Linked DNA regions of Homo sapiens: region 2 is linked to region 1. A link is a loop called in an ENCODE intact Hi-C map of the cell type or tissue named here. Cell type or tissue: B cell. All regions are shown on one strand. Each heading gives the region's core, and the rest is flanking DNA. Links, peaks and the distances in the headings are about the cores only. Region 1 has its middle 12 kb from the start of FMOD. Region 2 holds the start of LOC124904487 (a long non-coding RNA gene).

What was found. Hi-C counts contacts between places; a loop is a spot of excess contacts. Peaks named below come from ENCODE experiments on the same cell type or tissue, not always from the same donor. Only the 100,000 strongest peaks of a DNase experiment are listed, where the experiment ranks them.
Region 2: it touches region 1 in a loop (3-fold over the local background); 9 of 110 quality-filtered maps call a loop at or near these places.

The regions. Positions count from the first base shown.
Region 1 is chr1:203,355,509-203,371,129 of GRCh38, forward strand. No RefSeq gene overlaps it. Among named protein-coding and RNA genes, the nearest start is that of FMOD, 12 kb to the left of the region's middle. In B cell, for the core only: no CTCF peak of the experiment used is centred there; a DNase peak (open chromatin) is centred at 6,543; H3K27me3 peaks cover 460 bases.
Region 2 is chr1:203,420,859-203,436,479 of GRCh38, forward strand. It overlaps LOC124904487 (a long non-coding RNA gene), which reads right to left and starts at 8,390. Exons shown (of 2, transcript XR_007066805.1): 1 at 8,220-8,390; 2 at 6,188-6,870. RefSeq lists an enhancer at 8,053-8,322. In B cell, for the core only: no CTCF peak of the experiment used is centred there; no DNase peak of the experiment used is centred there; H3K27me3 peaks cover 700 bases.

The DNA.
Region 1 (15,621 bases), core at 4,385-9,384:
TCCAGACCCCGCTGCTGGCCCATCCTGAAAACTCTTGACGCCAGCGAGGGAGTTTTTCCTAGTCTGATGTTTCAATGGAAATTCTTGGCTACATTGGCACCCAACAATGGTGTCCCAAAGCTTCCAAGAGAGATATTTTCTCCTATTCCCTTGGCACCAAAGGGCCATTAGAAGTCCTCATCATGGAGAGTGTCCTCTTTCCAGAAGGATGAGAGCCATGAAGATGTTGGAGCTGGAGAAAGACTTGTTTTCTTTGAACTGCAATAGGAGAAAGACCTCAACTTCCAAGTTCTAGAAGATGCCTGAGGGCTTATAATTTCCTTTTAGCAATAAGCTGCTTAAAAAGAAGGTAGAGAACAACCTTTCTCTTTTAATGGATAGCATCTCTTATTTTTACTGTGTGTTTACTGCATGCTTGATATTGTTAACATGATGATGACATGATGGATCCCAGAAGACCACTTTCTAGAAGGTATGAGTGTATTTGAGTCAGGAAAGGGGGGCCGTTCAGGGAGAGATACCTGAATAAGGAAGGAGGCAGAGGGGATAAATTAAAACCTGAAGGCTAGAGGATTTGGCCATTCAGTGACTCTGTACATGATGTTCACCTTTGTTCTGCAAATGAGCCAAGAACTAATGGTGTCCCTCAGACTGTGCTGAGGGCTGTTGGAAGAAACCAACATAAGACAGACCAGCTCCCAGGATGCTATTAAGGAAATTACATGACTGCAGGGGAGAACAGACCCAGATATTAGCTCTAAAATGCCAGTCCTAGATATTAGCTCTAAAATAGTTTAGCTCTAAGTTAGCTGAAATACCAGCTATCATTTCTGAGATTCTCACCACAACCCTGAGATAGGTATTATCATACCTTATTTTTACAGATGAGGAAATTGAAGTTCAGAAAAGCTAATTAATTTGTTCAACATTGGATAGTAATTAAATAGCCAAGTTGGGATTCTAAACTTAAGTCTGGCTGTTCCCAGAGTTTGAGTTTCTAACCACTATGCTATATAGAATCTCCAGTGTAGAGGAAAAAGCATGGGCTTGGAACGTAGTTATATGCTCAAATTCCAGCCCTACCACTGATTAGCTCTGTGACTTTGGGCTAATTGCTTAAGTATCAATGAGACTCAGTGTCCTCATTCATAAATGGGGACAATAACCGTAACCTCGTTAGCCATTGGGAGGATGAAATGAGATAAAGAATAAAGGCTTCTAGCAGAGGGGCTGCCATGTGATGGCCCTTCAGCAGCAACCACTCTTGGTTATTTTAATAGATTGGAAGCTCCCTGAGGAAAGAGGCAATGTCATTGTGCCTTCAAAAGTTAGCACAGTGCTTGGCCAAGTGCTGGCCTGTAGAAGGCCCATTCTAACCCTTACTTGAATAAATGAAAGGTGAAGAAGTTAGCTTTCACTAGAGGCAAGTAAATCTACTTTGGTAACTTAAACCAGAGAGAAGCTAGCCAAGGGTAGAGCAGGACTTTTGATGACTGGAATCATCAAACCCCCAACAAGAGCAAGAGAGCAGGGCAGGGTTGGTACAGAACTGTCTACAGCTATGGAAAAATATCTTCAGGGGATATATAGGAAAATATCTTACTTACACAGGGTATATTAGTCCATTCTCATGCTGCTATGAAGAAATACCTGAGACTGGGTAATTTATAAAGAAAAGACTCACAGTTTAATTGCCTCATAGTTCCACATGGCTGGGAAGGCCTCAGGAAACTTATAATCGTGGCAAAAGAGGGAGCAAACATGTCCTTCTTCATGTGGCAGCAGGAGAGAGAAGTCCCGAGTAAAAGGGGAAAAGCCCTTATAAAACTATCAGATCTCGTGAGAACTCACTCACTGCCTCACTGTCACAAGAACAGCATGGGGGGACTGCCCCTATGATTTAATCACCTCCCATGAAATACCTCCCACAACACATGGGGATTATGGGAACTACAATTCAAAATAAGATTTGGGTGGGGACACAGAGCCAGACCATATCACAATGGGTCATGGAAAAGGTCAGCATCCAAGAGCCAAGTACAAAGCATCCCAGAAGAGATGTCCTGAGTCTTAGCAGTTTAAAAATCAAGTTTGGAGTTGGGGGAAGAGTTGACCAAGAATACCACTTAAGCAGTAGCATCATTATGAATTCCCTGGAGCTAAAGAGACAGGGTAGCTCCTACCTGGGATGGGTGGGGACATTTCTTCAAGGTGAGAAGCGTGACATATCCCATGTGCCCATCCAAAGGTCTAAGAACTTGGATTCTAGTTCCATTGGAGTTCAGTGAAAACCCAGAATAATGACCCCTAGTAATGTGTGAGATTTCTTTAACTCTAGTTTCTTCCATTGTCTGTTTGCCTGTGTATAGTCCTTATGGTAAAGCAACAGTTAGACAATTTTTTAAAATAAAGAAAACCTCTTAAAAAGAGGGATCTATTTAGGAAAGCCAATGTATCATTGTTGTCTTGGAAAGGGAGTGGATTTGGGGTCAGACAGAAAGGTTTTGAATTCTGGAAATCTAGAACATTTCCTAAATTGTTTTGGTCCTCAGTTTCCTTATGTGTAGAGTAGGGATGACTAACACCTATCTCAGTGGGTGGTTGTGAAACAATTGTAAGTATCCAGCATACATCTGGCTTAGGCTAGATGCTTAGAAAATGCTCGCCTTGGGTGTTTGTCCAGAGACTAGTTGGTGGGTAGAAAGGAGGACCCTATGTCCTAATCTATCGAAAAATCGAAGGGAAGATTATTTTAGTAGGAATGTAGGTGGTGGCAGCTTGGAAAAAAAAAGAGAGGACATACCTGACATTTGTGAGACAAAACAGAAGTAGGGATTTAACAGACCCAAAGCGTCTAAGCTTCTGACAGTACAGCCCTCCATTTAAGAGGGATGGTTCTCTCGCTCCCCCCTCTTTTTTTTTTTTTTTTTTTTTTTTTTTTTGAGAAAGGGTCTCACTCTGTCTCCCAGGTTGGAGTGCAGTAGCACAATCATGGCTCACTGTAGCCTCAACCTCCAAGACTCAGATGATCCTCCCACCTCAGCCTCCCAAGTAGCTAGGACTACAGGTGCATGCCACCACACTCAGCTAAATAAAGGAGGAATGGTTCTTAGCCCCGGCCACATATCAGAACCACCAGGGAGCTTTGGAAAACACCCACACCCAGGCTCCTCTCCAGGTCAGAATCTCTGCAGACGGTGCCTGGCATCCTTTTTATTGATTGATTGATGATTTTAGTCTGTAGCCAGGTTTGAGAGTGCTATCCAGAGGTGAGGGATGGACACAATGACCTCTAAAATAATCTTTAAACATCTAGCTCCGAAAAGAGGGGTTGTTCAAACTTTTCTTTAAGAAATAACCAGAAAGGGATAGAAGGATGATTGTGTACCTCCAGGTGATCAAGGGGCATAATCTAAAGCAGCCCGCTCAAGACAAAATCTCACATTTGACGTTAACAAATCATGCAAAGTTTGCATTTTATCTTACCAAATATTAGTGTTTATTTCAACAGAATTTCCTTGCCTCCCCAGAGATCCTTGAATAAAAATGGTGCTCTAGACCCATCATGCTTCTCTGGGGTTTTATGAACTTCTAGCTGTCCCAACTTGAGTTGCACAGTTTTAGGCTATTCTTCTTGGCTGGTAAGGTCCTCAGCCACTGGAGGGAGAGCTCAGAGAGCTGTCTGTTTGCATCTTGGGAAAGCACCTTGGCTGTAGGGTTCCCTGGGGCAGGAACTGGCATACCCATCTCCCTATGTCTTTTGCTGCAGCTTCTTGGGGGGCACTGTTGCTTCTTCCATAACTTTCCTGCTGAGAAAACTGCCAAATGGCTCCCAGCCAGGCTGTTTGGTAAGCTTTGTGAAGAAATAAATTCCTTTCCCAATCCCTATGAGGCTGTATTTCTAAGGGAATTTGCAAGAATAGAAATTGTTTTGATCTTCAATCAAGATACAGAAAGATTCACTCCCTCCCCCATCTCCTACTTCTTAAATTTCCAATCACTTTAAGAAACACACCCTGTGGGAGAATTTGCTTCTCCCCCATCTGGCTGCCAGCAGCCAGCCTCAAAGTTCTCAAACTTCACCACCTTAAGGCATTTCTATCTGGCCTGCTACATTTTTTTCAGACCTACCCCTCTCTCCATTGGCCCCTCTTTCTCCAGCTCCCCATTTCATTAACTTCAATGAAATAGCATCTTCTAGGAGCAAGAGTGTTCTGGTTTAAGGAGATCACTGGGGTGTGGGGTGTAGGATTAGAAGGAGGTGACTTCTTTCTGGAGAACTGGAAGAGGGAATGAATATTTTTTAAGGCTCTAGACTAGGTCCTCTACCTACATCATTTCAATCTTTTAAATCAATTCATCATTTGTTTTTGTTTTGTTTTGTTTTGTTTTTTTGAGGTGGAGTCTTGCTCTGTCGCCAGGATGGAGTACAGTGGCACAATCTTGGCTCACTGCAACCTCCACCTCCCGGGTTCAAGTGATCCTCCTGCCTCAGCCTCTGGAGTAGCTGGGACTACAGGTGCGAGCCACCACACCCAGCTAATTTTTTGTATTTTTAGTAGAGATGGGGTTTCACCATGTTGGCCAGGATGGTCTCGATCTCTTGACCTAGGGATTCGCCCGCCTTGGCCTCCCAAAGTGCTGGGATTATAGGTGTGAGCCACTGTGCCCAGCCTCAATTAATCATTTGAATCTTTGATGAACTGAGATTTAAACACAAGCCCAGTACCTGGCATATAGTACCAATGAATGAATGGATGAATAAACTAATGGATAGAGTAAATTGGGACCAAAGTCAGGGTTCTTTCGACTACAACACCTGCCTGAGGGCCACCAGGAGCTGTTGTCAGTGATCCTTCTCAGGGAAATATACAGAAAGATTCTCCCGGGCTTCTCACAGCTGCTGCCAATCCCTCACCATCCATGCTTCTCTTGTTGCCAAGGATCCCTCCTCACCAATGGCGGAAAGAGGTGGCCCCTGAGGCGCTCAGCATTTGCCCTGAGACCTGCATTACAACCCATACTTGTCTGAAAGAGTCAGCTCTCCCCACCTGGGAATGCGAGTTGAAAAAGAGCTCTCCCAGAAAGCCTCAACTCCAACAGATCTGCTCCTGGGGTCTCCATGTGACATCCAGCTTCCCGCTGGATCGTGGTGGGTCATAGCAGGACCCACCCTACCTACTGCAACAGGCCTGTCTTACCCTGTCCTCTCTGTCCACCAGAACCAGGTTTCCATGGAAACCAAACCTGGAGGGTACATAAGAGGAGGGCTTTTCCTTTTTATCCTTTTTTTTCTTTCTGTATTCTTGCCTAATTCTTTGACTTTGGCCCTGGTTTGTACTGACATTACTGAAGGAACAGCTCCCCCAGCTCTGCACCCATGCCTAGGATATTGTAGATAGCAGTTTGATAAACTGCATTGAGTTAACAGCTGCCAGACACACCATCTTGCCTCAACAGGAGGGAAGAGAGCCGCAGGCATGACTAGGAAGGCAGCCGAGGAGGAGGCAGTGAGGAGTGGGAGGGAGCGGGGAGCAGGAGGCGATCCTCTAAGTCGGAAAGGCCGTGGTCTGCAGCTGGCTACTGTGGATTTGTAGGAGAGGAGCTAGCGTCACCAATTATTGGGATTTGACATGAGCAAGTGCTTTTATTTGGAAGGAAATAAAGAATTGAAAGGTTAGTAGCTGGGACATGTGCTTGCCTAATCATACTGTTATCCTTAGAGACCTGTGTCTGCAACCCTAGACTGGGAGCCCCGTGGAGGCTCAGAGATGTGTGGGGATATCATCAGCCAGCATTTTAAGTAAGTGGAAGAAGTGACTGGGGTGCAGGGACAAAGTTGATGCTTTAACTAGTGTCCTCTCTGCTGTGTGAGACCCTCTTCTAATGTAACATAGAGGAAGGGATGGGAAGGAGCACCTGCTGGCTGTAGGTAAAGGCAAGTCAGATTGTGTTCCTATTCTTTCTTGTTTCTTTCATGTTTACTTCCCTTCCCTCCCTCATCTCCCTCCTCCTCTTTCTTTCTTTTTTTTTTTCCGCCTGTCTTCTTCTCTCTCCCGGCTTTAAGCTGGATGCCACTCCAACTACAGAGGACCACCTCTGACAAACTCTCTCCTCTCTTCTGTATTCTGTATGCAGAGATGAGTGTGTGTGTGTGCACATGTGTGTCCTTTTACATGTGTAGGAGAGGGCGATGGGTCAAGCAGTTTGAATGGCTTGTACTGGCTCCCTCTCCTTTCCCACAAAACCTCATCCAGACCCCTGTCTGTGCCATGATTGAGGCAACCACATGGCAGCCATTGAGTTTGGTACAGCCGTCAGCTGCCAGGAGCTTCTCATGAAGCCTCAGTACCTCCCAGGCCTGGGAAAAATGCAAGGAGACACGAAGGAGCCATCGTCTAAGGCCCATGGCATCCGGGAATTGAGTGGGCTTGGCCACCAGGTCGAGGGAACCTTGAGTGCTGCTGGCAGGGCCTCTGGCAGTTCGTGTGGTAACTGCAGCGCCAACCCAGGGCAAAAGAGCCCAGTGGCATGCACTCACTTCCTCTTTCAGCTTTGCAATTCAAAGGGGTCACCTGGTTCAATTTATCTAGGTTCATTAGGGTCTGTGACCTCAGAATCAACAAGGCAGCTGATCCAGAGGTTGGTAACCAGATGCCTTCTAGACCTCTGTGTCCTGAGGAGGGACAGGGGGATGAATATAGGAGACCTGATGACTCCTCCTCCTTGGCAGTCTAAAAAAGTAGCCTTTGCCTGATGAGTCAGGAACAGCACTACACTGCCCTGTCTGCTCAGCCCTGCTGGGATCTTTATGTAAAGTATAAAACCCAGTGCAATCAGCGGAGGAGGATACCAGTCCCAGAGTGCTGAGAGCAGCAATGATTCAGCCACCCCTCCTTCCCATGGTGCACATCCATCCCTACAAGGCCCTGGCTCCCCTCCTTATCCCTGCTTCTCCAGGGACCCTCCTGAAGAGAGGCAGGAGTGGAGATCAGCTTGGAGATCAGCTAGGGAGAAGGAGCCAGGGAGTGTGGCACACTATTAATTAGCTAAAAGCAAATGCCACCTGCATAATGCATTATGGCTGCTGCCTCTGCAGCCTCCCACTCTCCACTGGCCTGCTGCTTGCTATTGTCTCTGGAGCCTGTCTCGCCTTTATTGGAGCCCTGATGAAGCACTGCTGTGTATGAAGTGGCTCGGTGTTAATAGAAACTCATCATATTCACTGATAATCCTCCATTGCCTGAGATGGGCCAATTAGGAGCTCTCAGGCACATTTGCTTACTGCAGAGGGGCCTCCCTGTGGGAACTGTGTGCTCCTGAGCACCACAGTCTGTGGGCACATCAGTGTATGCATGGGTAACATATGCCTGTGCAGTTTGGCAACAACACTGACCCAGGAGGCTGAATTCAACCATATGTAGTGGAGCATGGCTGCAATATGCTTGTGTGGGAAAGTTAAGGCAAGCTGCCCCCATTCCTTCTCATTTTAGAGGAATGAGTTAGCTGGCAGTTATTTATTTGTAAATAATCAAAAACCAAAAAAGCCAGACAAGCTGCAGAGGGTGCTCCACATGGAAACTGTGCTCCTGAGCCATGACTTTAAACAGTGCGCAAACTTCCACAGAGACAGATGTTTCTATCTTTTATTGAGGTGAAATCCACATAACATACAATTAGCAGTTTTAGAGTGTACAATTCAGTGGTATTTAGTGTATTCCCAATGTTGTGCAGCCACCACCACTCTCTATTTTCAAGTCTTTTTTGTAACTCCAGAAGTACACCCTATGATTCTCTGGCAATCATTAATCTATTCTGTCTCTATGGATTTACCTATTCTGAATATCTTATATAAAATAAGTCATAAAACATGGGATTCCGTGTCTGGCTTCTTTCACTTAGCATAATGTCTTTAAGGGACATGCAGGTTGTAGCATGTATCAGTACTCCATTCCTTTTTATGGCTGAGTAATATTCCATTGTCCATATATACTATGGCTTGTTTATACAGTCATGGACATTTGGGTTGTTTCCACCTTTTGGCTATTAGAGTCAAGTTGCTATGAGCATTCATGAACAAGTGTTTGAGTGGCTTGTTTTGTTTCAATTATTTGAGGGTGTATACCTCAGAGTAGCATTGTTGGTTCGTTGGTAATTCTGTTAAGTTTTTGAGGAAATATATTTTTTATTTGATCCTCACAGCATCTCCGTGAGGTAGAAAGGACAGATATTAAAGAGAATGCATATTAAGCATCCAGCTCATCACCTAGCACATAATATGTGCTCAATAAATTAAAAATTGTTACTATTGTCAGGTGCAGAAACTGAGACTAAGAATGGAAGTGACTTGCTCAAGCACACTCTAAGTAGCAGATATCAGAACTAAATGGAAAGCTTCCAATTTCTAGCCCATAAGGCCAGTCTTCTTGGAACTCAGGCCATAGTTTTTTTTTTTTTTTTTTTTTTTTTTTTTTTTTCCAGAAAACAGCCCTGGTAGTATGAATTTCCCCATGGGCTTAGAGATCTAACCCACTCTGGCTTAAGGAAAACAGACAGGACAACTGAGCAGAGATAGCTTTTGCATCCAGTCCTGTAATGATCTCGCCTTTTTCCAGTGCCTTGGCTGCTGCAGGCCTGCCAGCACATAGAGAGTGGCATTGATTGTAATCGACATCTGTTGAGCTGTCACTTCCCCCAGCTCCTGTCCTCCCTCCAGAGACCCTCACTTTCCTGCCTTGTGGGTGCATCTGCAGAAGTAGCTGCATTGAGTCTCCACTGAGGCAGCCAGGGGCGGTGTGAGCTGGAGGCTTGCCACTACAAAAGGATCCTTCTGTTTTTCTCTCTTCATCTGGGAACCTGGGGAGCATCTTATGTCTGCATCAGTGTTGCCACAGGGACTTGACCCGTTGCCCTCGCTTCAGAGGGCAGGATCTGCAGCCCAGAGGCGTTAAGTGACTTTCCAGAAGTCAGGCAAGGGAATGATGGCTCAATATCCTGGCTGGAGCCTTCTGACTAGCCCCTGTTTTCTTACTCTCCCCTGTTCCTGCCTTATCTATCCTCTGATACTGACAGCAGGCGCGCAGACTCCTGGCGAAGAGAGGGATCACAAACTCAGACAGGAAGGCGCGACAAGAAGCCACGTGGCTTGCGCCTGCCTCTAGGCAAGATTAGACTAAACTCCTGTGGGTCTTGCTTACCCCTGCTGGTATAGCAGAGATGTCTCTGGTAGGAGGAAGGGAGGGGGATGTGGTGGACAGGCTATTCTCAGGGACTTGATAATTATTGCTTTGTTTCCTTAACCATCCATGATCCCAGCCCTGGGGTCTACCTTCTGATCTCCTCCCTCCCTTCTTGTTCAAAGTCTATGGTTTTACTGCTTAAAAAAAAAAAAAATGTGTCAGCCACTCCCAGCTTTTACAATTCTGAAAGTGTCAAGACCAGTGAAGAGTTGTGTGTTGTGTTTTGTTTTGACGTCTCTAAAGAAAGCGATGGGGAAGAGCCCTAGAGAGGCTTAGCTTCAGGGAAATCCTGAGCCTTAAAGGAAGGAGAGCAGGGGGTTCCCCCAGTACATATACAGGCTTCCATCTTTTTACTGCTGCCTCCAATGATTCTTAGTGACACAGAGGTTGAAATGGGATGCGTCGTCCAATCACTGGCCTGGCATGGGGCAGTGGTTACCTTGGTTAGGAGGAAATGGAGAGTGATTGCCAGGGGGGCAACTGGGAGGCAGGCAGTATTCTATTCCTTGACCTAGATGGTGTTTATGTGGGTTGTGCTGCTTTGCTTGAGCTATACATTTGTGTTTGTGCATTGCTATATGTGTGTTATTACACTTCACAATAAAAAATTTAAAGAAAAAGAACTTTGGCTTAAGAGTTAGAATATTTGGGTTCAGTCTTTGCTCTTCCACTTATTTGTCATGGTATCACAGGATAATCACCTTAATCTCCCTGATCTTCAGTTTTCACATCTATAAAATGAGATCAAAAAGCCTTTAAACTCTGATCATGTGCGGTGGCTTATGCCTGTAACCCTAGCGCTTTGGGAGGCTGAAGTAGGAGGCTCGCTTGAGCTCAGGAGTTCAACGTTGCAGGGAGGTATGATGGTGCCACTACACTCCAGCCTGGGCGACAGAGCAAGACTTTGTCTCTAAAAAACAAACAAAAGAATGGTTCACATGTGAAATATGGTGTTATTTTATGTAGAGCCAGATAAAGTTGGGGATCAGCAGGAGGGTAAAGGCTGCCGATGGGAATGGGGCCAGCCACAGAAAGGTCAGCAGTGGTGCTTCAGGTCTGGGGGAGAATGTTAGTGTTCGTTTCCTAGAGCTGCTGGAACAAATTACTACAAACTGGGTAGTTTAAAGCAAAAATCTATTTTCTCACTGTTCTAGAGGCTAGAAGTCTGAAATCAAGATACGGGCGGGGCCCCTTTCTCTAAACCTTCAGAGAGGAATCCTTTCTTGCTTCTTCCTAGCGTCCGGTGGCTCCCAAGAATCCTTGGAGCTCCTGGGCCTGTGGCTGCATCACTCCAACCTCTGCCTCTGTCTTCGCATAGCCTTCTTTGTGTATCTTTGTACCCAAACCTGCCTTTTTTTTCTTTATAGACACCACACTCCAATCCAGTATGACTTCATCTTAACTTGATTGCATCTGCAAAGACCCTATTTCCAATTATGGTCACATTCACAGGGGACTAGGACTTCAGCCTATCTTTCTGGGGCACACAATTCAACTTACTAGCATGATATTCTATGTAGGGCGACAGAAAATCCAGACTCAGACCCCACTTCTACCATTTTGTGGCCTTGCATACTGGCTTCTCAACTTAAAGGAGAAAGTAAGTAGGTAATTAAGCTTTGTTAAGTGACTGAAATGTGATGGAAGGGTATTGTGAAGTTGGTGGTATCTTTCTATTTTACAGATAAGGAGATTGATCCGGGAAGGGGCACAAAGGCTACCCAAGCATACGGCTGGTAAGAATGGTTTCCTGGAACATGAGTGGTGATGGGTTTCAGTCCATCTGGATTTCAAGTTTGATATAGTAAAAGCCTTATGATTTGATAGAATACCAGAGGGTTGATTCCTGGTCCGCAAGTGAATCAGAAGATGGGAGATTAAATAAATAAACTGTAGTTGAAACCAGAAACCAAGACTTGTACTGGCCTTGGGGAAATGATTTAGACTGCTAGAGCCCTGAGACAGGATGCACGACTATGTCATTACCTCTGGGCAGTGGTCAGTGCAGCACAAAGCCCTGCTCTGGACATGTGATGTGGACCTTGAAGGACAGGGCAGATTCAAATCTCTGCTCTATCTGCAACTGAAGTGGTCCACAGCTGCAACCCTACAGTGCCTTGACTCAGACTGGGCATGAATAGGTTCCCATCTTGAATTGTCTGTGGGTGGTCAGCCTGTCCACCTGTCCTCTACAGTCTGAGACCCCTAGAGACTCCGTCTGCTGGGCATGCAGCACAGCCCACCTCCCAGGCACTGTCTGAATGTAAGCACTGTGCTAGGGATGCAGAGAAGGAATGGGTTTTCCCACTCTGAGGAATTGGCCCTGTATCTGGGGTACATTCCCTCTTCTGAACCCTCTTGCCAGCCCCTTCTCAGGGGCCTAGCTCTCCAGCAGGTAAGGATTGATCTTCTTTTGCCCCGGCCCTCTCGTGGGGCCACAGCTGCAGCTGCCAACAGTTCTGGTCACAGCTCCAGGTGCAGGGGAAAGGAAAAAAGCGATTCTGTTTGCTCATTTAACAGCTTTGAATAGAGCCTTTCAGAAGGGCCTTTGCTTGGCTGGCTCTCTGGCGGCCAACAGAAACTGCTGCCAGGTATATCAACAGCCTTGGAGAAGTTGTCTATTCCAGCCTTTTCCTTTCAACAGGCCAGTCACCTAGAGAAGACTAAAGATGCCCCAGGGTTTGCTCCCTACCATTTGGGCTGCACTGGATAGGGTCAAGGGACCACAGCTGGAGTCAGACTTCTACAGGGTCCCTTGGATCAATGGCTCCCAAACTTGAATCTACCCAGGACCACCCAGGGCAACAGGTTCTCAGACTGGAATTGCATCAGAATCACCTGAGGAGTTGTTAGTGCATTTCTAATAAGTTCTCAGGTGTGGCTGCTGCTGGGGTTCACACTTTAAGGACTACTGATCCAGGGAGTTATAAACACAGAGTCTCAGGCCCTTATCCAGGAGATTCTTGGTTTGAACTGGATGGAGCCTAGGAATCTATATGTTACCAAGCTTGCAGGTGATTCTGAAACACAAGGTTTAAGAAACCAGTGCCTTTGATCTGCATTAAGTCAGTGTGTCCCAAACATACATTCAGGGGGTGGGCTTTGGGCCCATTTAGGGCAAGGGTAGTTATGTATATATAGACATCTCTGTACTTAGCAGCAAGCAGCAGGAAAGAAGTGTGAAATGAGAGTTTATTGCTGAGTGAAAACTGGGATTGCCCCTAAGGTAGATGGAGCTTATGTGCTTTGCTTTTTTAGTAGGTGAGAAATCAGATGTAGCTGGGGGTTCTGGTTACACTCTGGGACTTTGCTCAGCCTATCAGGGGATTATTTCCCCAACTTTGGACCATAAGTCAAATAAGAGTCCTGTACATTCTTCGCTCCTCAAAATTTCCCTCTTCCTAAAATGGATAGAGTAATGCAAGTCTTTGAGATTAGAAGGAAAAATGAATTTAAGTCATAATTAGCATCTTTGAGCTTCTTGCCATATTTGGGGCATAGCCTGGTGAAATGGGGCAAGGCGCGGGGGTGGGGGCGGGGAAAATGAGGGCAGTCCTTGCTAGAGGTCCCAGCTGCAGGGCCTGGGAGGGGTCCAAATGGAAAAAGCAGAGATGGCAAATAGGATTCAGTTCCCATGCTGGGTGTAATGGTTTGGTAGTGGCTGTCTGGAGCTCTGTGTCAAGGGGGATTTTAAGTCTTGCTTTAGCGGAAAAAAAACAGGAAAGAGTGATGTGATCGATTAAGAATGGCTACCATGGATATCTAATTGGGATCTTCTGTCCCTGGGCAAGAGCAGGAGGGCCAGGAGAAGAAACAGCTTCCAGAAACGGGTTCAATGGATGGAGCCTTCACTATAAGGCTGGTGGAGAAGTCTAGGTCCTCATGGGATAAGGAACTGGGGCTCAAGAGCAAAACAGAAAAAAGCCAGTTATCAGGCCTGGGGCTTGAAGTCAGAGGGGCATGAACAGCTAGGGGATGTGACGCACAGTCCCAGAGCACTGGGCTTGAGCACCTTCAATCCCACCTGCACAGGACCAGGATGGGGATGCATGGACTGTGCTGTGGCCCCGGTCACCTGGAATGGTGACCCGGCAAGGCTGCCTGCTGTGGCAGCCTATTCTGACTCATTCTGGAAAGAACACAGATTGGGTTCCTTGGGGCTCCAGAGTCCTGTTGGCAATGCTGACCTCTCCACCCTAACCTCTTCTATCCAGCCTCTGCTGAGGGACTGGCCAGGCCTGGACAAGTCATTTGGGAAGTGTCTGCAATCAGAAGAAAAAGAAAATAGCAAGGACCTGGGAGATCCATTAACTTTTCCACCCTGTGTCCTGACACCTGATTTTCCACTAGGGAAATTCATAGGATGCCTCTGCCTCCTTGACCTCTGTGGCCCTGGCTGGGCCTCCTGACTTTGTTGCTTCATCTCATCCTTCAGAAGATGACCTTGCATCAACTCAGGCAAAGCTTAACACCCAGGATTTCCCACCCCACCCTCCAACATCCTGTCCCTTGTGCAATCCCAGTTTCTGCTACAAGCCTGTGCACATTCCTATCTGAGGACAGAAGAGGTCGTGATGGGCTCACAATTAAGTTTCTGGAGCACCAGAGTGGAGCCAATTAGTACGCAAGGCCTAAACAAATCTTGTGCAGCAGGCTGGGGTTGACGATCTGGTCTTAGGGTTTTTGGGCTCTCAGCAGAACTGGCTAAGGAGAGGAAGCGATAAGGAGGCAGCTCCTTCCACCCTCCCACTCCCCTCAAATAACAGGACTACGGAAAGCAGCCTTTGACTGGTGCCCAAGACATACAAATCAACCCCCTAGCAGCATTTCATCTTCCCAGGTTGGCTGTCAGAGAAGCCTCTTATTTCTTCCCCAGGGTCCCAGGGCCTTTGTCATTTTTCCTCTCCTGCTCACTGTGCAACCACCATTCTATCCCAGTACCAGCGAGAAGTGTTCTTTCCAGGTCCTTCTCCCTGGCTCCTCCACCTTCCAAACCACGAGTACACAGGGTCCATTTAATGATGTCTCTATGTAGAAATAGACAAGAGAATAGGGAGTGTCCTCAGAGAACTTATAAACCCTTTGTACCAGGAGGAAAAGAGGAAGCAGGGCAGTGACTGACCTACAGTGACATGGGAGGCCAGTGATGCCTCCAGGTCTCACTCTTCTTGGGGGTACATCTGTTCCTCCTAACAAGATTGTACATTCTTTGTGAGCAGGAACTATGTCCACACATCTTCAAAGATCCATAAGGTCTTGCAGCGTCTGGCACATAGTATGTGCTCAATAAATGTTTCGTTCCCTCATTCATTTTTTCCCACAAGATTTATTGAGTGCCTCTTATGTGCCAAGCATGGGGACTACAATGATAAACAGGGCTGTGGAGCCCTGATTTCAAGGAACAATGACTAGAGGAAGATGTGAACACCTATAATTGCAAAAGAAGATAAAAAGTCATGATAGACTCTGTTAGGGTGGAGAGTTATCTAAGGCTTCCCAGGGAGACTTGAAGGGTCAGTAGGACCTTGTCAGGTGTTAATGAAGAGAAATAATTATGGCAGACAAAGGGAACAGACTTTGCCATTCCTGGGAAGCATGGAGGCACCCGCGGGATGTTATTACTTAAGTGACCAGACTGAAATGCAAATGATAGAGGCCTTTCTTTCTCATAATCTCTTCTCTGAAACCCTTCATTATCCTCCTCTTAGTGTGGAGGGGATTGGTGGTAGGTGGGAAAGAAGGAGCTCAGCTATCTTATCCTCCTCTCAGTTCTTCTTTAGACCACCTCTCCCCTTTCAACTCTCACACCTAATAAGAGAGGCGAAAGGGTGACAGCATGGCATAATGGTTAAGAGCAGAGACTTTGGAGTAAGACTTTCTGAGATCAAATTAGGCTTTGCTACTTACTAGCTATGTGATCTTAGAACACCCTCTCTGTGCCTCTGTTTCCTATTCTATATAATGAAGACAGCAGCAGAACCTACTTCGTAAGGTTACCGTGAGAAGGAAATAAGCCGTGTACAGCACACAGGAATAGCACCTGCACATCAGAAATGGTTAGTAAGTGCTAGCAATCTTTACTAATCCCATTTCAATTGCTAATGTTACAGAATTACGATACCTTGGGTTCTCTCCGGAGCATCTCTTATTTCAGACTCTGTAGAACTGGCTCCTGAAGCCAGTAGTTCTCAAACTTTGGTGTGCATCTGGATTCCCTGTGGTGCCACTGAGGCAGCCAAGGAGACTCTGCCTCTGGAGATTCGCATTCAGTGGTTCTGCATAGGGGCCCAGGAGTCTGTAATTTTAACGGTCTCTCCAGGTCTTTCTCATTAACACCAAGGACTGCAGTGTTGGGCCATTTGTTTCCCTTTCAGATTTAGGG
Region 2 (15,621 bases), core at 4,632-9,631, 66 kb after region 1:
CTGGAAAGGAAAATGCTTAAATGTCTAGTGTCCCTTGCAGCTAGTGATGTTCATGAGATGAGTTCTACTCAAAGGGAGGGGGAGCTATCCCCGAGGAGGCCTTCCCTTCCTGAATAATCAGAGCCAAGGCCTTCTAGCAGTGGGCTTTTCCCTCTCCCTGACCATTTTCACCCTCTTCTTGACTGGAAATTTAGCAGTTACTTTGCAAACATGAGGAGAAAGGCTAAACACTGAGGATGATAGAACAGAAAAAGAGAAAGAGCCTGGTACCTTAATGACCTCCTTGAGCAGCTGTACCTGCCCGGGACTGCCCACCCCCAGACTTCTTGTTGCATGGAAGGGACAGAAACAAAGAAACAAAGAAACAAGGAAGGGCAGGGAGGGGGAGGGGAGGGGAGGAGAGAAGGAAGGTAGAAAGGATGGTAAGAAAAGGAAAGAAAGGTGAGGGGAGGGGAGGGGGAAAGGGGAGGGGATGGGAGGGAAGGGGAAGAAAGGGAAGGGGAGGGAAGGGGAAGGAAGGGGAGGGAAGGGGAAGGAAGGGGAGGGAAGGGGAAGGAAGGGGAGGGAAGAAAAGAACTTTCTTGGTTAGGCCACAATTTGTCAAGATTTCCTTTACCCATAACTAAATATGAATCTGACTGATGTATCCCCTAGGGGTATATCTTGGATGTCTCCTTTCTTTCATAGGGACACCACTCCCCTGGCAGCTATGGACATAATATTGATAGCAGTAGATGCTGGGGCTCAGTGGGGCACCCCAGAGAACACATGGGTGTCAGACTCCATTAGAAGTTCCACTGGAGAGCAGTAGGTGTTGGGGTGGCAGAGTCAGAGGACTCCCCCTTCAGTAAGAATGATGAAGACAAGAGAAAGCAGAGAAGCATGTGGTGTGCAGAGAGGGCAGTTGACTAGGGTCAGTTCACTTGGTCCTAACCCTAGGCCTGCTACTGACCTGCTGCGTGACCTATCTGGGCCTCATGCTTCTCATCTATGGAAAGAAAGATTTGGGGGAACCAGTGGTTCCCAATTTTTTTAACATCAAAAAGAAGGATCCCATATTTTGAAAAATTGTACCCACCAAACTGCATTTATCAAATAATTTATTTTTCCATGAGGACACTGTGTTGATATAATTCTAGCCAAAAGCAAAGAAAAGCAACCATTTACTTTAGCCTATTCAATCTTACCATATGATGAAAATTCCACGAGTTCTTTGGAGAAATTGAAAGTGTCTCTCAGGTCCCCATGATTACTTTTAAGGACTCGGAGTGACCCAGGGTTGCCCTACAGCAGCCACTGGCCTGGGAGAGCCCAGAGGTCCAACTCTACCTTCCATGATGCTGGAGCCCTGAGCCCCAGGTGAGACAGCATAGGTACCTTTTCCATCCTGCTCCCAGGCTCAGTTCTGACTTCTGGTGCCAAGAGCTGCCTCACGAGTTTTAGGAAAAACAAGCCTGTCCAGATGGCACATTCCCACTGGTCTAAAGAAGCCTCGTTTGTCCTGCCAGCCCTCCTCAAAGGCAACCTTCCTCCACTCACCCCTCCTCCGTCCTCACCCCAGGAAAGAGCTGTCTAACCTCAACCTTCATCCCAGTTACCTTGCTGTGCGACCTTTGTTATCTGCAAGTAACCTGGAGGTCCTCGCATCCAGTCTGAGGAACAGGCTCTGAGCCTTTCCCTCTAGCATCCCTGACTATTGGTGAAGAGGAAGAGGCAGAGACTATCAATCCAGTTGATTAAAGGCTGTAATGGAATATCCAATATTCCATTGGAGAACGGAATGATGAATTCTGCTTTGACATGCAAAAGGGCAGGGAGAAGTAAAAGAGGAGGTATTGTCCGAGTTAGGGCCTGAAGGGTTAAGGGAGAAGCCAGAGGAGTCCCACAACAGAACATTGGGCTGAGCTGGGAAAGGACAGGGCTTGCATCCTGGTTAGCAACTCATTTGGTTGAGTTTACTTAAGGCCTCCCTTCCTCTCTTCTGCCCACAAATATTTATTGGCATCTTTTTTGTGCCACGTGCCCTGTTAGGTGGGAGAAACAAATATGAATAAGACATTCCTTTCCTTGAAGGAGCTTGTAGATTACTGGGAAGACAAACATGTAGAACTTCCTCCAGCCCTGGTCCTACATAGAGGACATACCTTCAAGGAGACATACCATAGATCCCAGAGTAGCATCTTGCTTGACCCCTTCATGATGCCAAGCAGCCTGCCACCGAGCCTAGAAACAGCCTCAACATCTTACCTCCAGGGCTCTCTTACAGTCTGTCCCATCTTGATGGTTGAAGAGATACTGAGTCTTCTCTGTCTGCTCTGAAAGCTGTAGAATTTTCCTGGCTGAAGGCTGGAGACTGAGCCAGATGACACTGTCTGCTCCAAGAGTCTATGGTGGGGGGAGGGGTTCTAAAGAAGCCTCAGAACTTGCCCTTCCCCTCAGACAGTCTTAAGGAGGGCAGAAGGAGGGACCCTTAGGAGGCCAAGCTACATCTGCTCTCCTAATTGTTTCTATTAATAGAAGAGGTGATAGGATAGTTTTCCCTTGTGCCTCACTGCCCTGGAGTCTAGATCTGGACAGAGGACAGGGGACAAACTTATGGAGTATGGGCAGTTGATGGAGAGGCCATGGGGGAAATATCACAAAATAATCCTCAGAGTGCTATGACCCTGGTAGATCTTGGGGGAAAGAGGCCAATGCTGATCAGTTCTTTTCAATCATCTCTACCAGGCATCTCCGAAGATCAGGTGCTCCTGTGAGGAGTTACCAGGAAGAGGAAGGCTCATTCCTTCAAGGTGCTCACATCGAAGTTGCTGAGACTAATATACAATGAGCATGTAGGTAAAGAGAATTGGCCACGCGTGGTGGCTCATGCCTGTAATCCCACCTATGGGAGGCTGAGGTGGGTGGATCACCTGAGGTCAGGAGATCGAGACCAGGCTGACCAACATGGAGAAACCCCTTCTCTACTAAAAATACAAAATTAGCCAGGCATGGTGGCGCATGCCTGTAATCCCAGCCACTCGGGAGGCTGAGGCAGGAGAATCGCTTGAATCCGGGAGGCGGAGGTTGTGGTGAGCCGAGATCATGCCATTGAACTCCAGCCTGGGCAACAAGAGCGAAACTCCGTCTCAAGAAAAAAAAAAGAAAAAAGAGAGAGAGAACTGCCCTGGGAGAGGAATTAGGGGCAAACTGAGCACAGAGGGAGGAAGGAGCCTATCCAGCCAGGATGATTAGAAATGGAGGGAGAGGTCGGGTGAGGTGGCTCATGCCTGTAATCCCAGCACTTTGGGAGGCAGAAGTGGGAGGATTGCTTGAGCCCAGAAGTTCAAGACCAGCTTGGGCCACAAAACAAGCCCCCATCTCTCTTTAAATAAGTAAATAAATAAATAAATTTATATATTTAGATAAGCCATTGTATCGGTTAGGACTGCATTTGGCTGCATGTAACAGAAACCTGACTACGAGGTTTAAACAAATAGAGGTTTATTTGTCTCTTGTTATAAGAAGTGTGGAGATAGGACGGTGCAAACCTCAAGATGTCATGAAGGACCTAGGCTCCTTCTGTCTTCCAGGCCAGCATCCTTAACATGTGGTCTTTATCCTCTTGGTTATAAATTGGCTACTCTACCCCCAGGCTTAGACTTTCCAGGGAGCAAGAAGGGGAAAAACAAAACACACATGCCAGACACAGGCCAGCTGTCTCTTCCTTTTTTATTTTAAGGAAATTAAAAGATAAAAATAAATATTAAAAAATAGCTGGGCATGGTGCCGTGTGCCTGTAGTCCCAGCTACTTGGAAGGCTGAGGTGGGAGGATTGTTTGAGCCCAGAAGTTTGAGGCTGCAGTGAGCCGAGATCATGCCACTGCACTCCAGCCTGGGTGACAGAGCGAGACCCTGTCTCCAAAATAAGTAAATACATAAATCCCATTGGCTAGAACTGTGTTACATTATCACTTCTAGCAACGAGGGAGCCTGGAAGCAATATTTTTAGGATGGCATATTGATCTCCCTTCCTTAAACAAAATCAATGGACTGTAAATGAAGAAGGGGAGAAGAGATGAAGGTTATGCAACAAGCAATGTCTGCCATGGCCCTAAAGAATGAGTAGAATATGCTGGACGATGTGGGGAAGGACTTCCAGGCAGGGGAAACAGCAAGAGCAAAATCTCAGTGTGGGATGGGAGGGTGCCAGGTGTGTTTGGGGAATTGGAAACAGCCCAATTGGAGCAGACGATGTCATCTAGTTCAGTTGGAGCTTAGTGGGAAGGATGGACAGGGCAGTTTGCATGGCCTGGGTTTGTGGACTTGCCCTCCTGCCCAAACTCATACTCTGTGGTGCAGTGGATCAGGTGATGGGGGACCAGTAACAGCAGACAGTGAGCAACATCTGAAAAAGTCAGGTTCAGCTGCAACAGTAGACAGTGATTGGAATTCAGAGAAAAGCAAACTATGACACATCTCCTGACAGCCTGGCAATGACAGGCACAGGGCAGAAGCCTGCTGGCCTGGACTGATGGGCACACTCAAGCCAAAACAGACCCCCGCAAGATAACCTATTGTCCTGAGTAAACAGCTGAATGAGATCCATGCAGCAGCCTCTTGTCTAAGGTCTGTTTATTATTGTTATTCTCCCTCCCCACGTCTGTCTTCTCTGTCTCAGCTCTTCCAGGCTGCAGTAACCAGCTGCAGGATCATGCAGAGCAGACAGGCTGTGCAAAGGGGTTGGTGTGGAGGGTGCAGATTCCAGCTCTAGGGTGTGTGACAGCTCTTTATTTGACTCTTCCTGGAAGTTCCTGAGATGACCTCTATACAAAGAGAGGGGAGGGGGCTGCAGCTACCCTATGCTGTACCTACATCATAGATTCCCAGCTTCCTTGACTGGGAGGCACTTCAGAGGTCTTGGACTCCATCTGTCTACCATCAGCAAACCTATCTAAACTGCTGGCTCTGAAGCTTAATGTACATATGAGTCACCTCACCTTGTGAGCTTATTAAGAATACATTTCCTTTTCTAGCTCTTGGGAACTTGGTAAGGAAAGAAAAAAGAATACATTTCCAAGGCTCATCCCCAAGGACTCTGATTCCCTAGCTCTGTGGAGTCTAGGAATCTGCATTTTACCAAGGCACACAGGAGAGTCTGATGCGATTGGTTGGTTCTCAGCCACGCTGTTTTAAAAAACTTTTCACAAATATATATCCCTAGGTTTCAGTTCCAGTTCTGCCACTAACTATGATCTTAGACAATTCATTTTACCTCTCTGAATCTGTTTCTTCACCTAAAAATGAAAAACCTTTTCAGTTTAAATCATTTTTTGTTAACATTCTCAGGCAGTTACACTTCAGCATCATTTTAGGTGGGTAATTCTCAAATAGGTTTTCATGTGGGGTGTTTGTTCTCTGAGAAGAGCCTCCTGGAGATTCTGAGTGCCCTGCCATGGGGCTTGCCCACTTCCCTTTCCTAGATTTCAGAACACTTCAAATCGCCACATTCATGCCATTCCATAGCAGTTTAGATTTGTCATTTGTGCCTCAATAGCAGTCCACGAGGGTCTGAGCCCAGAACCTGGACTCATGTTTGGTTGCTGATTCTAATTTCTGTTCCCCCAGATGGAATCCCTCACCTTCCCTTGGGAACCACTTTCTGTGTGGACTTTCCTCAGTGCGGCTCATTTCTTCCTGCTGGCCTCTGAGGCGGTGGGATCAACAGGTCAATGTCTTGCTCCACATCTGTCACGGGGCTTCTGGCCTCCCCTCAGCCTCCCCTTTCTTCTTCTGTCCCCTTCTGACCTCTGTGTCCTTCGCATTACTTTTTGGGGACCTTCTTCAGTTTCTCACATGTTATTAAAGGCCAGGACCAAGGAGTTAGGGGCTAGGAGGGGTAGAGCATTATTTAAGAGGCAGGGAGTAAGGTTCTAATACCACTTTGATCAGCCCCCATCCAATCAGTTCTTGGTTTCTGGAAAAGTGCAATCCCTTCGATTCATGGGGTGCTAGGGCTACAATGTGCCAGGTCTGTCCTGCAGACCCCGGCTGACAGATGAAATGAGTACTCAGACATAGGTATGCAATGTAAGAGCAGCCAGAGGACTGCCTGGTGCAAGTGGCCAGAGCGCAGCCCTGGGAAGCTGGAGCTGCTTGCTTTTATTCAGGGCAGGTGCAATGCTGAAAACCTGGAGCCAACACAACCTGAAGGTAATTAACATTTATTGTTCCCCTTTCAGGGAACTTCACATGCAGGGATGATCAAAGGTCAGTTCCTGGTCAACATAACAAGATTGTTTAAGATCAATTCCCCCCACACTCCCTTGTATCTACTCCTTGCCCTCTGTCTCAGGGTTATAGAACAGCTGCTTCCAGCTATTCTCCCCAGGGGCTCTGCAGACCCTTCCAACCTTTCAGAAGGTTTGTGTCCTTTCCCTATAGTTTTTCCCACCACTCTGAGTGATCCCCTACATCTCTCCCTTTTCTGTTTTTTGCATCAGGTTTAGTTGATTGAAGCGTACAGATGTGTGCAGCGACAGGTTTGACAGGTGCAGCGGTTACAGCTTGTGTTCCAGCTTTGCATCCTTACAAGAGTTGCAATGTACAACAGACAGCATAGCAAGGAACAGATTATCTGGAGTGAATGGTGTCTGTGATTCACTTAGCCTCCTGAGTTGTCTTATTTAGCATCCCCCAGTTGTCTATTTCACATTCCCCATCCGGGACCTGTGTTGTCCGAGGAAGCTGCATTGTCCGGGGCTGCGGGTCCTACAGGCTCACATTCTTCATTTCCAGTACTGCATTGGGTCCCAGCCATGCCATGGTATGGTTTGATGCATTGCACTGGAATCCCAAGAGGACCTGAGGGGATGTGAACACAAGCATATCCTCTTCCCCATGTTAGCAAATCATGTGGACTGCACCATAGATTACTATTTACATCTTTCCATAACACTGAAGGCTTTGTATCTTGGGAGGTTTTAGCAAAGTGCTTTTCTATGGCTGATTGAAATTTATTATCTAAATTTAAGAAATTAAGGGTGAATAAGACTTGTGCTAGTAGTGTTGTAGGGTCCTTATTCATATTCCCCCTTTTTTTAAAGCATATTTTTAAGCGTGGAATGGGCACGTTCCACTATGGCTTGTCCTTGAGGGTTATACGAGATACCCGTGGAATGGTCGATGTTCCATGTGTGCTCTTAATTGCCTGGGTTAACTGATGGATAAATTCAATAAATGGCTCCTGTGGCCCTTGTTGAACATTTACAAAAGATCCCTGTTGAACTCTGCCTTCGGGAATTTGGTCCTAAGCCCTGAAGATGCATAAGGACACTTGTGCATAGGCTTGGGGGACAAAATTTAATTGTTGTTGTACATTAACATAGGGACCCCTCCCCTGGAGCATAGCAGCCGATGTTTTGTCCAGGCAATTGATTCTGGTTAGCCTGTTGTTCACACAATTCATCATATTCTGCCCTCCAGAGGGGGTATTGACTCGCCTCCTAAAGTTGTTTTAGCTAGCACTGACCAGTCCCATGGAGTCATATGGTAGTTATCTGCTATTGCCTCAATTAATCCTCTTGTGAATGGGCTAGTGGCCCCATTTTCTCTAATGCTTTTTCTTATTTCCTTAGAAGTGTTCAATGTAATGGGCTCATGCACCCAATTGCCTTGTTGATCTTGCATCACTGGGCAGGCCAAGAGTTCCCCTTCCAATGCTGCTTGCCTAAGGCAGGGTCCCATAACTGTAGTATATCGCTTGTCTTCTTCCCAGTTCATTGGGGGGAGGGGGAGGAAAACCTCCGTCTCCTCTTTGGTATCTTTAGCCAGTGACGGCAAGGCTGAGGGAGGCTGAGGCATTAAAGTGGGTAGTGGTTCCTCTTCCCTTATCTTTTTGGGCTCTTCTATGAAGAGCAGGGCCAAAGCAACCCTATTAGGACCATAACATTAAGATGTTACTGGGACCTACTGCCCTTGCGCACGTCGTTTAAGATTTCTTCCCACTTGTTCCCAGAGCTCTAGGTCTAGTGTACCTTCTTCTGGAAACCATGGGTTATGGAAAACAACAGTTTGCATCAGGTCCTTTAATTGGATCTCTGAGACTGAGGCTCTGCTAGCTTTAGGCAATTGTTTCAATACACTGTTGCTGTTGAGGGGATAACTGTTGTCCCATGATGAAACCCTAGCTGGAAAATCCCCTCAAACTTGGAAATCCCCAGCGGGCACCGATTACTTACTGCGCAGTCACTTCACGTTCATTTTCGAGGGTTCCATCATGATCCACTGCGCTGCTCCTCACACGGGGCACCACCTGCCTAGTCTGTCCCACAGACCCTGACTGGTGGATGAACTGAGTACTCAGACACAGGTATACAGTGTAAGAGCAGCTCAAGTGGCCGGAGTTCAGCCCCGAGAACTGGAGCTGCTTGCTTTTATTCAGTGCAGGCACAATGCCAAAAACCTGGAGCCAACACAACCTGTAGGTAATTAACATTTATTGTTCCCCTTTCAGGGAACTTCATGTGCGCAGATGATCAAAAGTCAGTTCCTGGTCAACATAACAAGCTTGTTTAAGATAAAATCCCCCACACTCCCTTGTACCTGCTCCTTGCCCTCTGCCTCAGGGTTATAGAACAGCTGCCCTCAGTCATTCTCCCCCAGGGCTCTGCAGAACCTTCTGACCTTTCAGAAGTTTTGCATCCTTTCCCTGTAGTTTTTCCCACCACTCTGAGCGATCCCCTATGACAGTGCAGATGTCAGCCAGGCACAGTGGCTCACGCCTGTAATCCCAGCACTTTGGGGGGCCGAGGTGGGTGGATAGCAAGGTCAGGAGTTCAAGACCAGCCTGGCCAAAATGGTGAAGCCCCACTTCTACTAAAAATACAAAAAAAATTAGCCGGGCACAGTGGCAGGCACTTGTAATCCCAGCTACTCGGGAGGCGGAGGCAGGAGAATCGCTTGAACCCGGGCAGAAGAGGTTGCAGTGAGCCGAGATCACGCCCCTGCACTCTAGCTGGGCGATAGAGTGAGACTCCGTCTCAAAACAAACAAACAAACAAACAAACAAAAAAGCAATGCAGATGTCTTGATCCGCCTCTAGAAAAATGCCAGAATAGAAGGACCAAGTGACTGACACACCTACTCCAGAAAACCCTCTATAACGTCCCTGCAGGAAGTTGAGCATTCCCAGGTACAGAAAACTCATTACAACTCATAACCTCTCTGGCACTCTGATCAATTATTAGGCAGTTTCACTGATGAAAAGGAAATAAAATCTTCCTTGTGTTTTAATAACAGGCACTACGGAGCACCTTCTCTATACCAGGGACTTTGCTGGGCACTATTCAGAAAGAACCCACTGAATTTGGGATTCGGTGGTTTTGTTTGGTTCTATTATTTTCATTTTACAGATGAGGACACTGATAACAAGAGGGTTTTAGTAACTTGCCCACAGTCTCAAGGCTAGTAAATGGCACTGCTGGTATGAGAGATTAGAACCCCAAGCCTGGGCTTCTTCCACTGCATTAGAGTTACTTGACCTTGGCACTCTGATATTTGGGGCTGGATGATTCTTTGCTGTGGAGGGTTATTGTCCTGTGCACTGTGGAATGTGTAGCAGCAGCATCCCTGGCTAGATACCCCCCTAGATATCAGTAGCACCTCACCTTCCAGTTGTGACAACCAAAATTGTCTCCAGACATTGCCAAATGCCCTCTTAGGGAAAGGGGAAAACACCCCTGGTTACTTTGTCTGCACTGCATCACATGTTGTCTTTCTCTTTTGAGCTAAAATATTTTCCTCCCACCCAGTGGCCTTGGGTCTCCCCACTGGAGTCACAGGGAGGATCTACTTTGTCTTTATTTCCATCAGTCCTGGCCGAGTGTGGTGGCTCACGCCTGAGATCTCAACATTTTGGGAGGCTGGGGTGGGAGGATTGCTTGAGCTCAGAAGTTCAAGACCAGCCAACATAATGAGACCCTGTCCTTACAAAAAAAAAATTTTTTAATTAGCTGGGCATGGTGGTGCACACCTGCAGTCCCAGCTACTCAAGAGGTTGAGGCAGGAGGATTGCTTGACCCCAGGAGTTCAAGGCTGCAGTGAGCTATGATCATACTATTGCACTCCAGCCTGGATGACAGAGCAAGACCTTGTCTATAAATAAATAAATGAATCCATCAGTCCTTCAAATAATGACAAGGGTGTCGCTTGTCTCCAAGTCTCTTCTCCAGCTCAAACTCCAAATTTCCTTCACCCTTTCCCAGTACACTATGATTTCTAGGCCTTTCACCATGCTGGTTACTCTCTACTGATAAGCATCAGTTGCAGGGAGAATTGGGCTACACAAAATAAGAACTCTTCCTTATGGCTCCTCCTTTCCTCCTCTATTAGAAGCAACCCAGCTCAGCTATCATTTCCTTTGTAAAGTGCTTGCTATTTCTACTCTACTATAGGGTTGGTGTTTTCCTCCTTTGATCCCCATTACCCCTTTTTCCACCTTAAATCCTCATCATTTGTTTATTCTGTCTCCCTATCCAAGGTTTTATCTCCTCCAGGTCTAATTTGCTATCACATCCCTCTAAGTGCCTAGCATAATGCCCAACACATAGTAGGCTCTCACTAAAAGTCTGATGAATAGATGGGTCTATACTGATAGCATGTAATGAGTATTGGGTTTATAGAGGCAAAGTCCTTTGAAAAGATACAAAGCATTATACAAATATAAAGTGTTTGTACTTTTCTTTTCTTTTTTTTCTTTTTTTGAGACAGAGTCTCGCTCTGTCGCCTAGGCTGGAGTGCAGTAGCGCGATCTCGACTCACTGCAACCTCTGTCTCCCAGGTTCAAGTGATTCTCCTGCCTCAGCCTGCTGAGTAGCTGGGATTATAGGTATGCACAACCATGCCTGGCTAATTTTTTTTTTTTTGTATTTTTTTAGTAGAGACGGGGTTTCACCATGTTGGTCAGGCTGGTCTCGAAATCCTGACCTTGTGATCTGCCCGCTTCGGCCTCCCAAAGTGCTGGGCTTATAGGCGTGAGCCACTTTTCTTCTTCTCTTTCATCTCAGTCCCTCTCTCCCCCAGTCTTCTCCAAGGCATACCAACAGGTTGGCAGAGAAAATTAACCAAGAATTATGTGAGAAATGTGGAACTAGCAAAAGAAGGAACCTTCTAGAGAAGGAACCTTTTTTCCCTTCTCTAGTCTGAGCAGGTTGCTCCAGTGAGGGTTAATTTGTGGATTGCCAGTGTTAGAATCTAGAGAGATAGCTTCCTCTCTCTCCCTGCCCTCTGAGTTATTTGCAAGGCTACTTATTAGGGAAATTCAATCTCCCAAGAAACTACTGCCTGGAAAAATACCTTGCAGCATACATGGTGAACAAGGAGTGCATTAATGGAAGAGGGCGAGTGGTGGTGGGCACTGGACCAATGAGTCCATCAGTCCCAGAGGCTGGTACCAAAGGCACGTTGTTGTGCCTGGCTGGGGGTGTCTTTCCACCTCCACTCCCCTGGAATCCGGGAGGAATGCAGAATCAATGTGCTATTGCTTCCCAGGGCTTCTAGGTTTGGCTGTCCTTCTGGGCCTTTGCTAAATGCTGGGGTCACCTTGAAGTCCAGCTCCCCCCATGAACTGAGCCCAGTAGGTGCTTGGAGAATAGGGGAAGAAGTCATGGGATACACAGCCCCTGTCCTCAGGGAGCTCTTGGCCTAAGGTGGAGATCTACCTGCCCTTAGGAAGTTAGGAAGAGAGAATCCCACAGGAAGAAAGCTCAGTGATGCGTGCAGTTAAGCATAAACATCAAAGCCACCTGCTGCTGCTGTGAGATCAGTTCCAAGGTGGGGACAGAGACCTTGGAAAGGTCAGAGGAGGAGCATGAGTGGGGCGGAGCACAACCCCCCCTCAACCAATGTGGAAGGGGCTGTGTTGTTTCACCCAGCACAGACACAGTACGTGTGTGGGTGGAGGGGGAGGGAGTTGGGGGGTGCTACCCTTAGAGGCATGTGGGTACATACACACTCTGTGGGAGTGGAGAGGCCGGAGGGCCGTGTGGAGCGAGACATGTCTAGTCCACATTCTTCTCTGATCCGAGGTCAGGGAATGTGACAGGGCGGTTTGGAAAGAGGTCAGATCATAAAGTGGTGGGGCCTTGTGGACAGAGAGCTGGGCCATGGCCTGTGCCTTAGGCTTGTCACTGGCCAACCCACGAAGTGACTTTGAACAGGTCTCTCTGGCCCAGCATCTCAGAACTCAAAGCCAGCGCCTGACTTGGGAGACGGGAACCAGGATGGTTGTGCTGGATCGCCCTTGGGCCAAGCTGAGCCTCCTCGCCTCCCTCATCTCAGCCCAACTTGGCCTCTGCCTTTACCCAGGCTAGGGGCCACTCACCAGGAGGCAAGAAGACAGCAAAAGCAACATCCATGAATGTTTCTATGGCCACAAAAATGAACTTAGCATGCATCATGCTACCTCTTCCTCATCAAAATAAAAAGGAATTTGACAGGTGCCAACGGTTGCATCTAACAGGATGAGATTTAACAGGGATAAATGTCAGGCCCTGAACTTGGGTTTAAAAATTCAACTGCGTGAGCCCAGAATGATGAAGGCAGGACTCAGAAATGGAAGATGCAGGAAAGTTCTTGGGGTCTTAAGGGATGGTATGTTTCAAGGAGGTGGCAGAAATGAAATTGGCTCTTCAGCTATACAAATATTTACAGTATAGCACAATCTCATGCTATTCTCAAAATAACCTAGGGGAGAAGTACTACCTTATCCCCATTTTGCAGAAAAAGAAACTGAGGCACAGAGAGATTTAAGTAACTTACCTAAGATCTTGTGGTTAGCAAGTGGTACAGCCAGGATTAATCTGGACCCAGACCCTGAACCCTATGGGATGGAAGCATGGAATTTAGAACAGATGGGCAACAGTCATTCTCCACTCTGTGCTGACGAGAACCCATTTTCAGGAGTCTTCCATTTCATAGAATAAAAGAAGATCAGCACTTCATATCTTCATTTGAGGCAAAATGGAGCCTATTCAAAAGAGAGTGTTTAGGGATACTGAAGAAAGGAAACACCCTCTTTTCCTTAAATTCTTCATCTTCATCTTCCCAGGTGATCCAGCCTACAACATGGGGAGTCATCCTAGATTCCACCCTCAAATTCATTCCCCCACACCCACCCATTGCCAGCTCCTTGAGTCCCAGCAAGCTTAACACCCCCTAAAATCCTGAAAGCTTTCCTACACAATCCTAAGCCCCGCCTTCTACCTCCAAAATACACCTCGAGTTGACCCACTTCTAGCCATCCCCATGGCCACTTCTCCAATGTAAGGCAGCAGCAAGCCTCGCCTTGATCACTGCAGACCCCTTCTAACTACTCTCTCCAATCTCTCATCACCACACCTGAGTGCCAGATGGGCTCATCTAGCCAAATGGAATCATGCCACTCCACTGCTTAAAGCCCTTTCATCCTTTACATTCTACTTAGCATGTGATCCCACATCTTAAATCTGCACCCCCGTCCACCTCTTCTCTCATAGCCCCTCAGTCCTTGGCACTAGCCACATCAGCCTTCCTCCCATTTCTGCTACATGTTATGCCCCTGCTTGCCCAGGGCACCCACACATGCTGGTCCCTCTACCTGGAATGTTCTTTCCCACCACCCAAATCCTATACCTGCTCCTTCTCATCCTTCAGATTTGAGCTCAAAGGTGATTTCCCCATATAGACCTTTCTTAGCCCCCAACACCCCAAGTAGGTTTGCCCTGTTATTCTCTTGCAGTGTCTTATTTTTTGATTCTTTAGTAGTATACAGCATGATTTGACATTATGTATTGATATGTGCATTGACAATAAATCCCATGAGCACTGGGACCATTTTGTTTTGTTCACACAGCCAACCCAATGCCAAACACAGAGGCACATGGTAAGTGCTCAATAAATATTTACTGAGCAAATGAAGGGCTTGGAGAAGAAGAGGTCTAGGGAGCCTGTGAGGGCTATCCAGACCTGCAAGATAAGCTGGCAGCTGTGCAATCCCATATTTCAGAGCTGGGACCAATTTATTTAGCAAACGCTAACACAGGACTTACTACATATCAGGTACTGCTCTAAGCACTTCCTAAGTATTAATTCAATTAGGCTGGGCACGGTGGCTCACGCCTGTAATCCCAGCACTTTGGGAGGCCAAGGTGGGCAAATCACCTGAGATTAGGTGTTCCAGACCAGCCTGGCCAACGTGGTAAAACCCCGTCTCTACTAAAAGTACAAAAATTGGCCAGGCATTGTGGTGGCTGCCTGTAATCCCAGCTATTCGGGAGGCTGAGGTGGGAGAATCACTTGAACCCAAGAGGCGGAGGTTGCAGTGAGCCGAGATTATGCCATTGCACTCCAGCCTGGGTGATAGAGTGAGACTCTGTCTCAAAAAACAAAACAAAACAAAACAAAACAAAACAAAACAAAACAAAAAAAAACTCAATTAGTCACCCTAACAACACTGTGAGGTAGGTATTAGCTCTGAGACCCAGAAAGGCTAAGGAATTTGGCCAAGGTACCACAGTTGGTAGAGGGCAGAGCCAGATTTTGAACCAGAGTCCATGTTCTCAAGCACCTCAGTATGAGGCCAGCGTGTGGAAGCTTCTGGAAGTCTCCTCTCTGGAGCAACAGAAGGCACCGCTGTCTATGGGGGTGGTCTCCAATGCAAGAGGCAGCAGACTCCAGGGGCCTGGGGAGCCAATGTGCTGGGAGGAATGCAAGCACGGACTCAGGGCCCTCCGCGGCCCTCAGGCCTGTCTCTCACCTTATGTCTGTCCAGGGCTGCCAGAGGGATAAAATGGATTAATAAATGAAGGTGCTTTGAAAAGCACCCGAATATATCTCGTTGTTCTTCCCCAGGCTGGCCTGGCCTGGAATACCAATGAGGCCTTCTAGTCTGAGGCAGGTCGAAGGGCACAGCCAGGCAGAGGGATGGTTCATGCTCAGCTCAATCAGCCCATCAATCCCCTCCGGCTGCTTTCCCTCTGTTCCTGACCACTCCCACCCCCTTTATCCCCCACCCCGCCCCCAACTCCAGACAGGGAGTGGGAATGAGGCAAAAAGCAAGCAGGGAGCCGCCAGCACAAGAAAGGTCAGGTTGCTTACAAACCACTGCTCAACGAAATAAAAGAGGACACAAACAAATGGAAGAACATTCCATGCTCATGAATAGGAAGAATCAATATCGTGAAAATGGCCATACTGCCCAAGCTAATTTACAGATTCAGTGTCATCCATATCAAGCTACCAATGACTTTCTTCACAGAGTTGGAAAAAACTACTGTAAAGTTCATATGGAACCAAAAAAGAGCCTGCATTGCCAAGACAATCCTAAGCCAAAAGAACAAAGCTGGAGGCATCATGCTACCTGGCTTCAAACTATACTACAAGGCTACAGTAACCAAAACAGCATGGTACTGGTACCAAAACAGAGATATAGACCAATGGAACAGAATAGAGCCCTCAGAAATAATACCACACATCTACAGCCATTTGACCTTTGACAAACCTGACAAAAACAAAAAATGGGGAAAGGATTCCCCATTTAATAAATGGTGCTGGGAAAACTGGCTACCCATATGTAGAAAGCTGAAACTGGATCCCTTCCTTACA